2 separate regions of the Homo sapiens genome follow, and region 2 is linked to region 1. A link is a loop called in an ENCODE intact Hi-C map of the cell type or tissue named here. Cell type or tissue: MCF 10A. All regions are shown on one strand. Each heading gives the region's core, and the rest is flanking DNA. Links, peaks and the distances in the headings are about the cores only.

Evidence for each region. Hi-C counts contacts between places; a loop is a spot of excess contacts. Peaks named below come from ENCODE experiments on the same cell type or tissue, not always from the same donor. Only the 100,000 strongest peaks of a DNase experiment are listed, where the experiment ranks them.
Region 2: it touches region 1 in a loop (14-fold over the local background); 10 of 110 quality-filtered maps call a loop at or near these places.

Annotation. Positions count from the first base shown.
Region 1 is chr2:191,517,773-191,525,641 of GRCh38, forward strand. LOC107985833 (a long non-coding RNA gene) reads left to right here. Exons shown (of 3, transcript XR_001739229.1): 2 at 5,053-5,141. Among named protein-coding and RNA genes, the nearest start is that of NABP1, 160 kb to the right of the region's middle. In MCF 10A, for the core only: a CTCF peak has its summit at 4,018 (motif pointing left); a DNase peak (open chromatin) is centred at 4,039.
Region 2 is chr2:190,778,234-190,785,574 of GRCh38, forward strand. No RefSeq gene overlaps it. Among named protein-coding and RNA genes, the nearest start is that of GLS, 99 kb to the right of the region's middle. RefSeq lists a cis regulatory region at 3,431-3,794. In MCF 10A, for the core only: a CTCF peak has its summit at 3,569 (motif pointing right); a DNase peak (open chromatin) is centred at 3,608.

The sequences.
Region 1 (7,869 bases), core at 2,075-6,074:
TGTTTATGAGAGAAGTGAGATGCCAGCTGGTGTTACATTGAGTGGTTTGGACTTCATGGAGAAATACTGAGCCACCAATATTTTTGAGCAAGAAAGTGACGTGATCAAAGAGATAATTTAGGAAGCATAATCTGGTCGAGTTGGGCAGAAGGATTGTCAGGAAGGGGGTTGGAGGCTGGAGATCAAACAAAAGGGTGAAGTCAGAGGCTCAGTGGGAATGATCCAGTCCAAATAGGATATAATCCATTGAAACAGAAATGAAAGAAACTGTTAATAGTCAAGTTTTATGGTTTAGAAACTAAGATGTTAGTAAAGAAAGTATTTGATTACCAGCTTGACAGTGTCTAGGTAGCTTTGCTACATTCTGAGACTACAAACTGCTTGCTCCAATCAACTCAGTAAAAATAACTGCATTTCTAATATTTTTATTGTTCAACTAGATCCTCTGTGACAGCATCTAAGGGGAGCATAAACCAAAACCTAAAAATACATGCATACCATTTAGTCTGTTTTAGGAACATTTTTGTACTTGTGTGTGTGTGTGTGTGTGTGTGTGTATTCAGTAATTTCTGGGCGAGGAGCTTAGGTAGAACAAATCAATTTGAAAATGGCAATGTTAGCCTTGCCAAGGTTGGCTTTTTAAGAAGATTATGAACCATTATTTGGGAGGTTATTCTATTTTTTTTCCTGAAGTACAACTTCTTATTCCCGAGGAAAAATATTAAACATTCTGATAATGAATTATGTGACAGACGAGACTTACAGCAAGCTGTTCTGCAATTCGTGCCACAGGAGAGTGCTGTTACCTGTGAACAGTCTGACAGACTACAGGAAGAACTTGGCTTAAGTCTCTCAAAGAAAGAAAGAAAGAAAGAGAAATTGGAAAATGAAGTTTGAGATACTGGCTTTAACTTACGATAATAATGGGTATTCAAAATGGAAAAGAAAACTTGGAATTTTGAGAGGTGTGGAAGGGAGAGTTTAAGCATATGATACAGGCTACTTCAATATATATCATTCCTTATTCATTGATGCTGTTGTTCCCCTCTTTTCTCTACAAAGAGTTACAAACAAGAGAAAAATTAAAGAATTGACAACCAGGGCTTAGCCACTTGGTCATAGTCCATTGTGCGAGCATATGCTCCATATAATATTTATGAAGGATGATATTTGTAATTGGTAGGAAAATGATCTAGGGTGCTGCTATGAATTAGAAGGTGCATGTAATTAGGGATCTATTTCCCTGAGCAATTATCATTTTACAGGTAAAGGTCTGGTCTGTAATCTGAGGTCATTAACTCTTAAATACAATGCTGCTAAAGAAGTCTTCAGAGTTTTCACTCTCAAAGAGGCTGTCTTGAATCCTTCAATTTAAATACGGCTTTCCTCCCATTGTGCTCTTTTTTTTTCTTTTTTATGTGTCAGATGTACTCTCTTTTCTAGAAAAGAATTATCTATTACTCATACTATTTGCTTAACTCTCTCTTTTCCAGTTAGTTGATAAGTTTCATGAGGCTCTATATCTAGTCATCTAGCTGCGACCTCCTCTCTGAGCTTCATATTTCTTTTCTTTTCTTTTCTTTTTTTTTTTTTGAGACAGAGTTTTGTTCTTGTTGCCCAGGCTGGAGTGCAATGGCACAATCTTGGCTCTCCGCAACCTCCCCCTGCCGGGCTCAACAATTCTCCTGCCTCAGCCTCCCGAGTAGCTGGGATTATAGGCACCTGCCACCACGCCCGGCTAATTTTGTATTTTTAGTAGAGAAGGGGTTTCTCCATATTGGTCAGGCTGGTCTGGAACGCCCGATCTCAGGTGATCCGCCCGCCTCAGCCTCCCAAAGTGCTGTGATTATAGGTGTGAGCCACCACACCCGGCCTGAGCTTCATATTCTACATCCAGCTGCCAACTCAACTTTTCCACTTGGATATTTAATAATCACCTCAAATTTATCATGGCCCAAACAACCCCTCACCCCAAGCAAACCTGCCTCTCCCGCAGACTTCTCAGCTGCAAACCCAGTAGCCATCACTGACTGCTCTGTCCTTCACACGCTATGGCTAGCCCATCAAGAAAGAAGTCCCTGTCACTCCAACCTTCAAATATGCACTGAGTCTACCTGCTTCCCATCATTTCCACTGCTACAATCCTAGTACAACCACCATTTTATCTCTGCCATTACCTTTGCACTTGCCTCCTTGGCAGAGGGATACTTTAAAAGGGGAATCAGTTCAAACAGAGGGATACTTTAAAAGGGGAATCAGTTCAAACCATTTCCCTGCTTAAAAAACTCCAGTGGCTTCCTATTACAGTCAGAGTAAATTCTAAGCCCCTTACCCAGTCTGCCAAGACTCTGTGGTATCTGACAGCATCTGTCACTTTCTCCTTTATTCACTTCGGTGGGCCAGTTGTAATAGCCTTCTTTTAGATTCTTAGAGAAGCACAGAGCCCTTGCAAGCTTCTTTGTAGAACTTTCTCCAGATCTAGTCTGCCTTATTTGCCATAGTATCTCCAGTACTAGAAAGAGTGGCTAGAATGTGGGAGACACCAGGCCGGGCACGGTGGCTCACCCTGTAATCCCACCACTTTGGGAGGGTGAGGTGGGCGGATCACCTGTGGTCAGGAGTTCAAGACCAGCCTGACCAATGTGGAGAAACCCTGTCTCTACTAAAAATACAAAATTAGCCAGGCATGGTGGTGCATGCCTGTAATCCCAGCTACTCAGGAGGCTGAGGCAGGAGAATTGCTTGAACCCGGGAGGCAGAGGTTGCGGTGAGCCCAGATCACGCCATTGCACTCCAGCCTGGGCAACAAGAACAAAACTCCTTCTCAAAAAAAAAAAAAAAAAAATGTGGGGGACATCAGTACTTGTTGGCTAGAGGAATGAATAAAATTAGCATTGTGGAAGTCAAATATTATAGTCAAAGTATTATCAAGACCAGGGCAAATCCAGATCACCTAGAAAACTGAGAAAAATGGAAGAAGGAGATGTTATATATATGAGAAGAGATATATATATATGAGAAGGTTTATACAGAAGATATGTCTTAATATGATAGGAATCCATTGTATTCTAGAGATTATGTTATCATAAGAAACAATATACTAACAGTTTTCATAATTCTTTAATGATAATACTGAAACATTCCTTAAGACAAGAAGAGGTAATATTTAAAAGTACATTCTAAGTCCATTTGTGCCTGATTTTTGCGTAGACGACTCATAATAACAAGTATTTTGCATATAAATTTGAATGTGGGAAAAGTATAGGGGCATTGCAAATGAGAAATGTGACTATTCAGTGAACGTTTGAATGCGTACTGATGTAAATGGTGACAGCATACAAGACCACTTTCCAAATCAAGCCCCAAGTCAAATGCCTTTTTAAATGAAATTAAATGTAAACAAAATACTAGTTGCAATGTTGGACAACAAAATTATATAATTAATCTTCCACCTTAGGCTATTTCTTTGTCAATAGCACAATCTTCTACTCTTTCACAAAGGTCTGACAATTGACTTCTTCTATGGTTGAAGAAGGCCTGTTACCAAATGAGCAAGCCTATTTATTGTAGAATTTAATTCAACTTTCTTGCTTGCCCATTAAGAAACACATACAGAAAACTTTCATAAAGAAACCTTTTAACTTTTCTTCCCTAAGGATTGCTATTAAAAAGCACACCAAAGCAAGGAAGATTTGAGCTATTTTAAAATATGTAACCCATAGTAATGAATTAATTACCATATAATACTTAAAGCTTTGATTATTCGTACATGAGAGCTTCCATTATTAATGATTGCTTATGAAATTAATCTTTCTAATTTCCATTATGATTCAAATTAACTTGATTAGTTGGTCTCATGATTCACATTTCTATCAACCTCTACTTTTAATTTCTGAAGCATGAAATGACATAAAATGTCTTTGGGGGGAAAAGCACTTAAAATTAAGATTTTACTTTGATGTAGTAAGTAAATGAATTGAATTAGATGAATAGCAATTGAACTTTGTTTTCATTCACACACTGTCCTCTGGTGTTTAAATGTCTACATTGCATGTTAAAATGAGAACCCAAGATCAAATGCAAAAAGTTAATAGCTTCTTGCACTTAGGAAGGTCCGTTTAACTTTGTGTTTGGTCTAATAATTGTCTGCCCTATCAAGATTGTGAGTAAATGGATAAAAAATTCAAATGACTTGATAAAAACTAAGCTCAGTGCTTTCTAATAATACAAACTGCAGGTTTATAGAACATATATTTATGCTGACAGGATACAGACTACCTTTTTAAAAGTGCACATGGAGATTTCTTTTAAAGTGAAATCATTCAGTACTAAAGAGTTCACTTCATTTCCCCCCTACATTTTCTCACTTAAGACTCTTCACTAGAGGTTTTGACAAAGGAGAATTTAGTGATGGTCTAGTGCAGCCATCAGGAGCAATTAGGCCCTGAATCAGGGCTTCGTGCTCATTTTGGAATTCTGTAATCCTAGCAAATATTTCCCAATTGCTTTAATTTGATCATTTTTTCCAACACCTTCTCTCTCTTGATTTAAATTGAAACCAGAGTTAAAATTTTCTTAATGTTTTTTGTTTCAATTTAGTTTACAATTTATATATGTGTGTGTGTATATATACACACACACATATACACACATATACATATGTACATATAAATACACACACACACACACACACACACACACATATACCTTACATGTCTCATTTTAAATCTTTTGGATTGGCTGGAGTCTGGGCTTGTGGATTTCATTGTTTTTTAATTTTTTGAGCAGTCTTTTGCCCCATTGTCTTCTAAGTGATGACTGTAATCATGCTGCCTTTTCAAATGTCATGAATCTAATTTTATTTGTTTAGTAGAGTTGACTGAGGAAGCCTGGTGAGGTCCATGACCAGGGTCTGGAAAATGATAAATGTTAGCCTCAGGGAATTTATCATTTTATGACAATATGTTCACTGAGGGAAAGTCATTCCAAGTAATTAGCATGATGCCGTCAGGGAAAAGCTACTTTTTGAGAGCAATGATTTTTTTTTTGCAGGTAAACGTATTTATCTGAAGCTGGAAGAACACTTTCAGACATAATGGGAGCATTCCCTCATGGAGCATGAGGGTGGCCTAAATGACCTTGTAAGTGATTGTTGACACGAGGAGTCTGTGACCCAGAATATGGTTTTATAAATTTCCCACCGCAGGGCACTGATGAACGACACCCAGCAAAACCTGGACACGTGATCTCCAAAACATGGGAAATTTACGCTTGGAGTGATTTATGCCCAGGAAAATTAGGACTAGCAATCATTTGATGCTGGTTCTTGGAGGACCTTAAAGGATTTAAACACTGAAAAATGAATGCATCATACAGGTCACTGCCTCAATATATTACAGCCCTGAAAATTACACTGGGATGTTCTGTTTTTGAAGTCTCATGAGGGCAGAGGGCATCCCTGGCTTTGCCCACTATCAAATTCACTGCACCTAGCAAAATGTCTGGCATGTAATAAGCATTCAATAAACATTTGTTGGAGGACTGGATAGTGAAATTTGGCATGGTAAACCAAAACTATTCAGATTATAATATTTTAAACTTTCCACTATTGATTATCTATCTTTTGTCTGTCTGTCCATCCATCCATCCATCCATCCATCCATCCATCCATCCATCCTTATATCTAGAAAAAAGACTACTCTGAAATTTGTGAGAACTAATATGAATGGCTTCATTTTTTATAAATAAAGGACTTACACCGGTCAGGCGCAGTGGCTCATGCCTGTAATTCCAGCACTTTGGGAGGCCGAGGCGGGCAGATAGCTTGAGCTCAGAAGTTTGAGGCCAGCCTGGCCAACAGGGTGAAACCTTGACTCTACTAAAAACACAAAAATTAGCTGGGTGTGGTGTCTTAAGCCTGTAATTTCAGCTACTCAGGAGGCTGAGGCAGGAGAATCATTTGAACCCGGGAGGCAGTGTTTGCAGTGAGCTGAAATCGCTCCACTGCACTCTGGCATGGGTGACAGGGAGAGACTCCATCTCAAACAAACAAACAAGCAAGCAAACAAACAAACAAACAAAAAACTTACTAAAGTCTTTAGCTAAAGACTCAACAAAGAAGTTTAAGAACAATGCCTGCTGCCTGACTGGCATGGATGAAGTCACTGTGGCTTGAGGTCTGGTCCTCAGCTTGACAGATTCAGATCCTGGATTTTGTGGCTCAATTGCTGATGTTACTATTACCTCAAAAATTTGCTATTACTACCAATAATAGGTTTTTGTTTGTTTGTTTTTTTTTTTTTTTTTTTTTTTTTGAGACAGGATCTCACTCTGTCACCTAGACTAGAGGGCAGTGGTGTGACTGTAGCTCACTGTAACCTTGAATTCCTGGGCTCAAGTGATCCTCCTGCCTCAGCCTCCTGAATAGCTAGGACTACAGTTGCATGCTACCATGCCCGACTAATTTTTAAAAAATTATTTGTAGAGATGAGGTCTCACTGTGGTTACCCAGGCTGGTCATGAACTCCTGGCCTCAAGTGATTCTCCTGCCTTGGCCTCCCAAAATGCTGGGACTACAGATGTGAGCCACAATATCCACCTAATAGGTACCATTTATTAGGGGTTTAATAATCTGCCAGGCTCAGTGTCTTAAATCTATCACCTTATTTTATCCTCACAACAACTTCCTGTGATCAATTTTATCATTGCTATTTTTTTTTTTTTTTTTGAGATGGAGTTTCACTGTTGTTGCCCAGGCTGGAGTGCAATGGTGTGATCTTGGCTTACTGCAACCTCTGCCTCCCGGGTTCAAGCAATTCTCCAGCCTCAGCCTCCCAAGTAGCTGGGATTACAGGCATGTGCCACCATGCCTGGCTAATTTTGTATTTTTAGTAGAGATGGGGTTTCACCATGTTGGTCAGGCTGGCCTTGAACTCCTGACCTCAGGTGATCCTCCCACCTTGGCCTCCCAAAGTGCTGGGATTACAGGCATGAGCCACCGCACCCGGCCATCATTGCTCTCATTTTTATAGATGAAGAAACTGAAGTTCACAATGGTTAAGTAATTTGCTCTAAATTACACAGCTATACTGAAATAAAAACAAGAAAGCCAATCTTACAATAAAAAGAATAGAACTTAGGTATTACAATAAAGACATTTTAAGAAATACTTTCAATATAGTCAGAGAAAAAGAAACACCAATTCAAGGTTACAAAAATTGTAGTTTAGCTTAAATATCCAGTCTTCTCAGTGTGTCTCTGTGACTACAAACCCAAAAATCTACTTCATGAATGTGAAGCCCCGGTTCAGTGGCTACCTCTGCCTCTCGATAAGTCGTGGGATATTAACTGTTTCGGAAAAGGCAGCCCTGAATCTTCCTTCGCTACTGGAAGGCCACTGACTGCTTCCCTGTCACTGCTGTAACTTCTCAGTCCTTTATTCTGGCCAGACTGGGTATGGACCCCAATCTTTGATTAGCTTTAGCAACACTGTGGAGAGTAACATGAGTTGGATAATGTGGCTTGCCAGATACTGTTTGCATGCTTGAGCTTGGAGCCATCAGTAGGAATGTGGTGTAGATTCAGTCTGGGCCTGTCTCTTTGTTCAACTTTCCTTAACTCTTACTATTTAGGAGGACGCTAAGCACTCTAACCCCAGGCTTATTGTATTAGGAACCCCCTGGGTTTGGGTTCAAGTATCTTTATTTAAAAGCTTCCCTAAAAGACTCTTATTTTTTATTTTTTTATTTTTTAGACAGAGTCTCGCTCTGTCACCCAGGTTGGAGTACAGTGGCACAGTCTTGGCTCACTGCAACCTCCGCCTCCTGGATTCAAGTGATTCTCCAGCCTCAGCCTCCCAGTAGCTGGGAT
Region 2 (7,341 bases), core at 1,958-5,957, 740 kb before region 1:
CACACTCGGTGTGCTGCACCCACTGTCCTGCACCCACTGTCCAACAGTCCCCAGTGAGATGAACCCGGTACCTCAGTTGGAAATGCAGAAATCATTCGTCTTCTGCGTCGCTCACACTGGGAGCGGTAGACTGGAGCTGTTCCTATTTGGCCATCTTGGAACCGCCCCACTCAGATATTTTTATTTATAAATATTTTCTCTAATTCTATAAGTTGTCTTTTTAATTTCTTGATATCATCCTTTAATGCAAGAAGCATTTTAGTTTTGAGAATGTCCAACTTATCTATTTTTTCTTTTGTTGCTCATACTTTCAGGGTTATATCCAAATCCAGAGTAATGAAGATTTACCCCTATGTTGTCTTCTAAGACTTTCGTGGTTTCAGCTCTTATATTTAGATTGTTGATCCATTTTGAGTTAATGTTTTTATACGATGTGGGGTTGGGGTCACACTTCATTCTTTTGCATGTGAAAATCCAGCTGTCCCAACACCATTTGCTGAAAAGACTGCTGTTTTTCCATTGACTGGACTTGGCACCCTAGTCAAAAATCATTTGGCCATAGAAATACAGGTTTCCACTTGGACCCTAAATTCTACTCCATTGGTCTATGTGTGTCTATCTTTATACCAGTACCACACTGTTTTGATTACTGTAGCTTTATAGTAACTTTTGAAATCAGGAAGTGTGAGCCTCTGACTTTGTTATTTATTTTCAAGATTGTTTTGCCTATCTAGGGTTCCTCATAATTCCATATGTATCAGCTTTTCCAGATTGCTTTGGTAGTATTGGCATCTTAACAGCGTTAAGTTGGCCTACCCAGGAACATGGGATGCCTTTCCATTCATTTAGGTCTTCTTTAATTTCTTTCAGCAATGTTTTGTAGTTTTCAGTGTACAAGTCTTTTACCTCCTTGATTAAATTTTTGTTTTGTTTTGCTTTATAGCACTTTTTTGTCTTGTTTTTAATTGACAAATAAAAATTGTATATATTTACAGTGTACAACATGATATTTTGAAATATGTGTGCCTTGTGGAATGACTAAACCTAGCTAATTAGCATATGTATTACCTCACCTATTTATAATTACTTTTGTAACGAGAAATCTTAAAATCTACTCTTTTGTGATTTTCAAGTAAACAATACATTGTTATTAACTATAGTTTTCATGTTGCACATCTCCTTGGTTAAATTTCTTCCTAGATATTTTATTCACCTTCTCCTTTGAGTTGGCTTGAAATCTTCCCCATTGTGCTTTACTACCCCATAAGACGTCCATAGTACATAGATTAGTGCCTAGCACATAGCAGACACTGAACAAAGGCTAATTGAACATAAGAATCTCCAAAATGATAGGATCTTATAACTTGACAAAAACAGTCATACAAATTCCATTCTTCTATAGACAAGGAAATGATGTTCAGAGAGATTAAGTTGCTTCCCCAAATAGCACTGCTAGCTAGGGGTAGAGCCAGACATTCACATCTCCCGAGAGTTTTCTGTGGATCAAAACGTAATCATTATATGCCACGATTCTGTCTGCTGGAGTAAATAAATTGGTGTGTTTATAAACTTGAGTGCTTGTCTTTGAGGATGGAGATTTTTAAGTGTCTGTTTCTCTATTTTCTGAAATGAATCTTAAAGGATTGGTGTACCTACAAAACTACAAAACTAGTTTCACATAGCTGAGTTAACAGTTATCAACAATTATAACAGATATATATCAATGAGGGTATCATATATAGAAGTCTCTATAGGTGTGTGTGTGTGTGTGTGTGTGTGTGTGTGTGTGTGTGTGTGTGTCTGTGTAGCAGGTAAGATGGCTGAGTGTTTTGGGAATGAATTAATCCACTAGAGTTTTCCATGGTGAGAACAGATGATCTTCCACTAGGCTTTAACTCCTAAATAATTTGTTTCATTATAGAATTATTTCCATTTAGAGAAAGAAGGGAAAAGAGAAGAACTGTGTCCCTGTTTACAAACTGGGGAATTCCTAATACGCTGCTTAAAAAAAAAAAACATATTTATTAGCTTTTAGGCTGACTCCCAAAGTAAGGGTAAATCAACCCGGGGCAGTGTTTAGCCTTGTTTTATTTCAGTCCTTTTCCATGCAGCTGGTCAGTCTCCAGTAATTCTCTTACCTGTCGTGACACAGCCTTCTCTCAGAACCTCCCAAAGGTGTTTGGTAATCATTGGTCTGGATATTGTCTCTGAGCCAATGATGTGAGACCAGAAACTCTCTGTTCCTGGACTTGGAGAGTTGCAGAGGGGAATTTTTAGTGCCTATCCAATATTCTTTTTTCTCCTATCCTTACTAACATCTCCCCCATTTTGTGTGTGTGTGTTTGAGGGGGAGCTATAATGTGCTCAGGAAAAACAAATCAACTACTACAAATCAAACAAACAAAAACTACATTTCTAATTCTCCTTTGCAGCTAGAGGTTGTCATTGAACCCAGGTATAAGCAAAAGTTTTTGGATGGGGCTTTCAGGAAAGACCTTTAAAATGGAGCTGACAGTTAACAAGTGCCTTTTACCCTTTGTACTCTGCCCTTCTTCTTGACTGGATTATAGCCATGACACACTGGAGGTAGAGCAACCCTCCTGTAATCACAGGCACCTGTGAGGGAGAGGTTAAGATGTCATGGAGATATCAACATGGTCTGTCTTCACTGCTGAGCCAATGCCCGCTACCACCTACCTCTGAAATTTTTGTTACACAAGAAAAGCCCCAAATTTGTTTAGGGGAATCTCCTTCACCAGTAGCTCAATTCAATTCTTAATTAATGTAAGAGCTTAAAGAGCTCCCTGAGATAATTTGAGTCAATGAACTCCTATATATCTTATTGGCAAATTAGACAAATTTAGAGTATATGTTATGGAAAAATTCTGAGAAGCCAAGAAAATGGTGGTGATATAAATCTGAGTTTGAACATACTCTCTCCCAAAACAATAAAGAAGATCAAATGAAACTACATAAAACCCATGTCTTCTACATAACTAGAAGACATGAAATGTCCAAATTTCAAATTAACTGTAAATAGAAAAATAAACACCAAACCCCAGCAAGTTGCCTCCTCCACTCCTAATACAAGCCCTTCAGGAACCAACAAAGTCAGCTGGAGAAAATCCGTGCAGAGTAGACAAGAGGGAAGCTAGTGGTGGACCTTAGATTGATCTGAAACAACCACCAGAGAGAGAACGTCGGCGCTAAGTTTGAAAATACTGAAAAGCACACTGGTAGATCAGGCTACTTACTACTGGGAAGGGACTTAACCATATGTGCTGCATGCGAGGAGATGGTCTTGTCCCACTTTTTGTGAGAGGAGATGGTCTTGGAAGGATAAGTAAGGCATCCTGGTAAAAAGGGTCAAAGGGACCCTCTTTTAGAGGCGAGCTCTGGAAATCTTGCAGTGAGAGGGAAATTGAAGAACCTGCAAGAATCTCTTCCCTTGCAAAACTGAAGGTAGCCCAGCCCCTTCTCCCATCATTCCCCTTCCAAATAATAATAATAAATAATAATAATAAGTTCAATTTTAAAAAAGAAAGAAAAAGAAGTTATACTTTGCCACACTGACAGAAGAGGGCGCTCTTGACCTAGGAATTTTGCAACCACCCCAACCCTTCCAGCCCTGTCCACAGAAAGGCGGATCAAAGTCTTCATCTAAGCAAAATCACCAGAATAAAAAGAACCCAAGCAATTCAACTGAGAAAAATTCCTCCCCCAAATAATGGCAAAGTGGAAGAAAACTAACACAACACTGAACTGAATTCAACGTCCTCAAGCACTTGGGAACATGGAAAAACACTTCAAATTACACATTCAGAAACTAGGTACAGAAACAGACATAAAAAAAGAAGAAATAAAATAAAAGTTGATTGAACTCAGGAAAGAAATAGAAGAAAGAATAGAAAAGCCATTATAAGCATTCCTATAAGATTTTAGATAAACTGAACTAAGACATTTTACACACGCGCACACACACACCACACATGCACACTATCCTTCAAGTTACATTTGAACAATTTCTTCACCATGTAGCTTTTGGGGGTTCATCCCAATTGGATATTTTGAGACATGCAATAAATGGTTCTGCTATTATTGCTATAATCACCATTACAGGTAACTGATTGGATGAGGACAGCAAGCGAGGGGAGGGAGTCTCGAGTAAAATGTCTGAGGCAAGATAATAGTTTGTCCAACTCCAGTGTTCACCTAGGCCAATGACTTTACAGATGAGATTCAGGGAGGTTACATAATGACCCAAGCTTCCCCAGAGCCAGTTAGTGACAGAAAGCACAAGGCAGAAAGCCTCCCTCTCCTTCTCTCTCCCCTTTTCCTCCTCTTACTTCAGAGGACAATGAGTGCCTCCTCCACCCTCCAGCAACCTCAGACCCTGTCACCTCACCCCTCAGCAGGATTCCCTCTTTTATATTCACTCTCCCCTTTTCTTCCGACCAATTCTTCCAGGCAGATACTCTCTGTCACCCTCATCCTGTAAAGCAAATACTCCAAACCACCTTCCCTTGATTCTGTCACTGCTGATTTTTCTCTTATCCTTAAACTTTTTTTTTCTTTTCTTTTTTTTTTCTTTTTTTTTTTTTTTTTTGAGATGGAGTCTCACTCTGTCGCCCAGCCTGGAGTGCAAAGGCGCAATCTCCGCTCACTGGAAGCTTCGCCTCCCAGGTTCACGCCATTCTCCTGCCTCAGCCTCCCAAGTAGCTGGGACTACAGGCACTCGCCACCACGCCCGGCTAATTTTTTGTATTTTTGCTAGAGACGGGGTTTCACCATGTTAGCCAGGATGGTCTTGATCTCCTGACCTTGTGATCCGCCCGCCTCAGCCTCCCAAAGTGCTGGGATTACAGGCCTGAGCCACCACACCCAGCCATCCTTAAACTTTTAAAAGAACTTGATACCAACCGTCGGCTCTCCCTCTCAACTCACTCCTGAAATTCTTGCAATCTGTTTTCCCCCATTCTCTCCTGAGCCCACGTGCTCGGAAACTGCTGGTCACTAGCTTCTAGACACTCCTATCCCTTGTTTTCTTGGACGCACAGCCCATTTTCTCTAGTCAATTCCCCATCTACTCATTTTCTTCCTCCCTCTTAAATGTATGCATTCCCTAAAGCTCTCCACTGCCTTTTCTTTTTGCCTGCACAGCTGCAGACTGCAAATATACATTTCCATACCTATCTGTTTCTCAGGTGTCTTTCCCTTATTGTCTTCTAGACATCATCCCTGGAATCCAGGAGGCTACCTGGAGCTCAACATGTCTAAAACTGAACTCCACACCCTCTATTCAGTTCTGTACTCACTCTTGAGCTCCAACTCAGAGTCCTTGATCTATTTTTTTGTGTTCTGTACCAAATCACCCATAAATTCTACTCAAAGCATTTATTGAGTATCTGATATGTGCAGGCACTGGATATGGGCCTGGGAGTATGAGATGAGTAAGACTTGTACTTACAGACTCAGTGGAAAGTCCTGTCCAATCAACACATACAACTTTCTTTCCACATTCACTGTCATCATTTTCATTTCCATGGTCACCCTCCTAGAGCAAGCCAGCTTTACCTCTGTTCTAGACTGGTAAAGCAGCCCCTTAAGAGATTTCTCTGGAACCAGCCTGGTTGAATGGAGTTGATCTCTGCTTTTATGCATTTTGTAGTTTAATACATCTACTTCTGTTTCCATTTTTCCATCTACTTGGAATATCCTCCACTGATCTTCCTATGTCACATCTGATCTGTCCTTTAATGCCTATCTCAAATTCTGGGCCTGCTTTGATATTTTGCCTGGTTTCCTGAGCTGGGAGTTGTGACTTCTTTCTCGGAACTCATGCAGACTTGTCTTCTGCACCTATGCTTTACCAGTTGTCCCTCTTGTTCAAGCTCATGGCACCATCAGTTAGGATTAGAATGTAAAAACCAGCTTTATATGATTAAAAAAAAACAGATCCATGATCAACTTCAAAAGAAATTATTTGTTCATTAGCTTACTATTTGTGTTACACCTTTTTATACCTTTTCTCTTGGAGGTTTGATAAACTAAACTACCAGAGAAGCTGAATATTCTAGTGTTACTAGATTTTGCTTAGCGCAAATAATGTGATTTCAAGAACTTCACATGAGGTCTTTTCAGCTTCATCATCTAGAAAATAGAAAAGTTATATTAAATGTACTTCACATCCTCTTTCAGATCTACCATTCTATAATTAAGGTGTCTCAAGGATTTGACTGTGTGGGAAACTCTGTTGATAGACTAATTTAACACCCATTCCCAGCTCCTCTCCTGTCCTCAGCTTCACTACAAAAGTTGGGAAAGCTGAATATTCACTTTACTATCCTTCTTTGCAGCTAGTGGCAGCCATGTAATCTCATGTATCTCATTCTGGCCAATGAGATATAAGCAGAACTCTATAAAGGAGAATTCTGGGAAGCTGTCATCACTCCTGTATTGGCAGAATTCTAAGATGGCCCCCGGGTATGTGTGTCCTATATAGTCCCCTTCCCTTGAGTATGGCAGAACCATGGGATATCACCCCCATCATTAGGTTACTAATCAGTTGACTTTGAGTCAATCAAAAGGGAAATTATCCTGGGTGGGCCTAACAGAATCTGGTGAGCCTTTGAAAAGAGAGATGATTTTCTATTGGCCTCCAGGAAGAAAGCAAGCAGCTATCTTTCCAATTGCCTTGAAGCAGCCTCTAGGAGCTCAGGGTCTTAGCCCTAGGAACTGAATTCTACCAACCACCAGTGAGCTTGAAAGAGTACCCTGAAGGCTGGGTGCGGTGGCTCAGGCCTGTAATCCCTGCACTTTGGGAGGCCGTGGTGGGCGGATCACGAGATCAGGAGATCAAGACCATCCTGGCTAACACGGTGAAACCCCGTCTCTACTAAAAATACAAAAAATTAGCCGGGCATGGTGGCGGGCGCCTGTAGTCCCTGCTACTTGGGAGGCTGAGGCAGGAGAATGGCGTGAACCCGGGAGGCGGAGCTTGCAGTGAGCCAAGATCGCACCACTGCACTCCAGCCTGGGCAACAGAGCAAGATTCCATCTCAAAAAAAAAAAAAGAAAAGAAAAGAAAAAGAAAGAGGACCCTGAGCTTCACATGACATTCGGCTTCTGCTGACACCATGATTGCAGCCTGGTGATTTCTTAAGCAGAGAACTCAGGCAAGCAGTGACCAGGCTCCCGACTTATAGAACTGTGAGATAGTAAATTCATGTTGTTTTACACTGCTATATTTTATGGCAGTCTGCTACACAGCAATAGAGAACCAATGCAACTAATACAACTCCTTTCCACCTAATCTCAAAAGTCAGGTGCTTAAAAAACTAT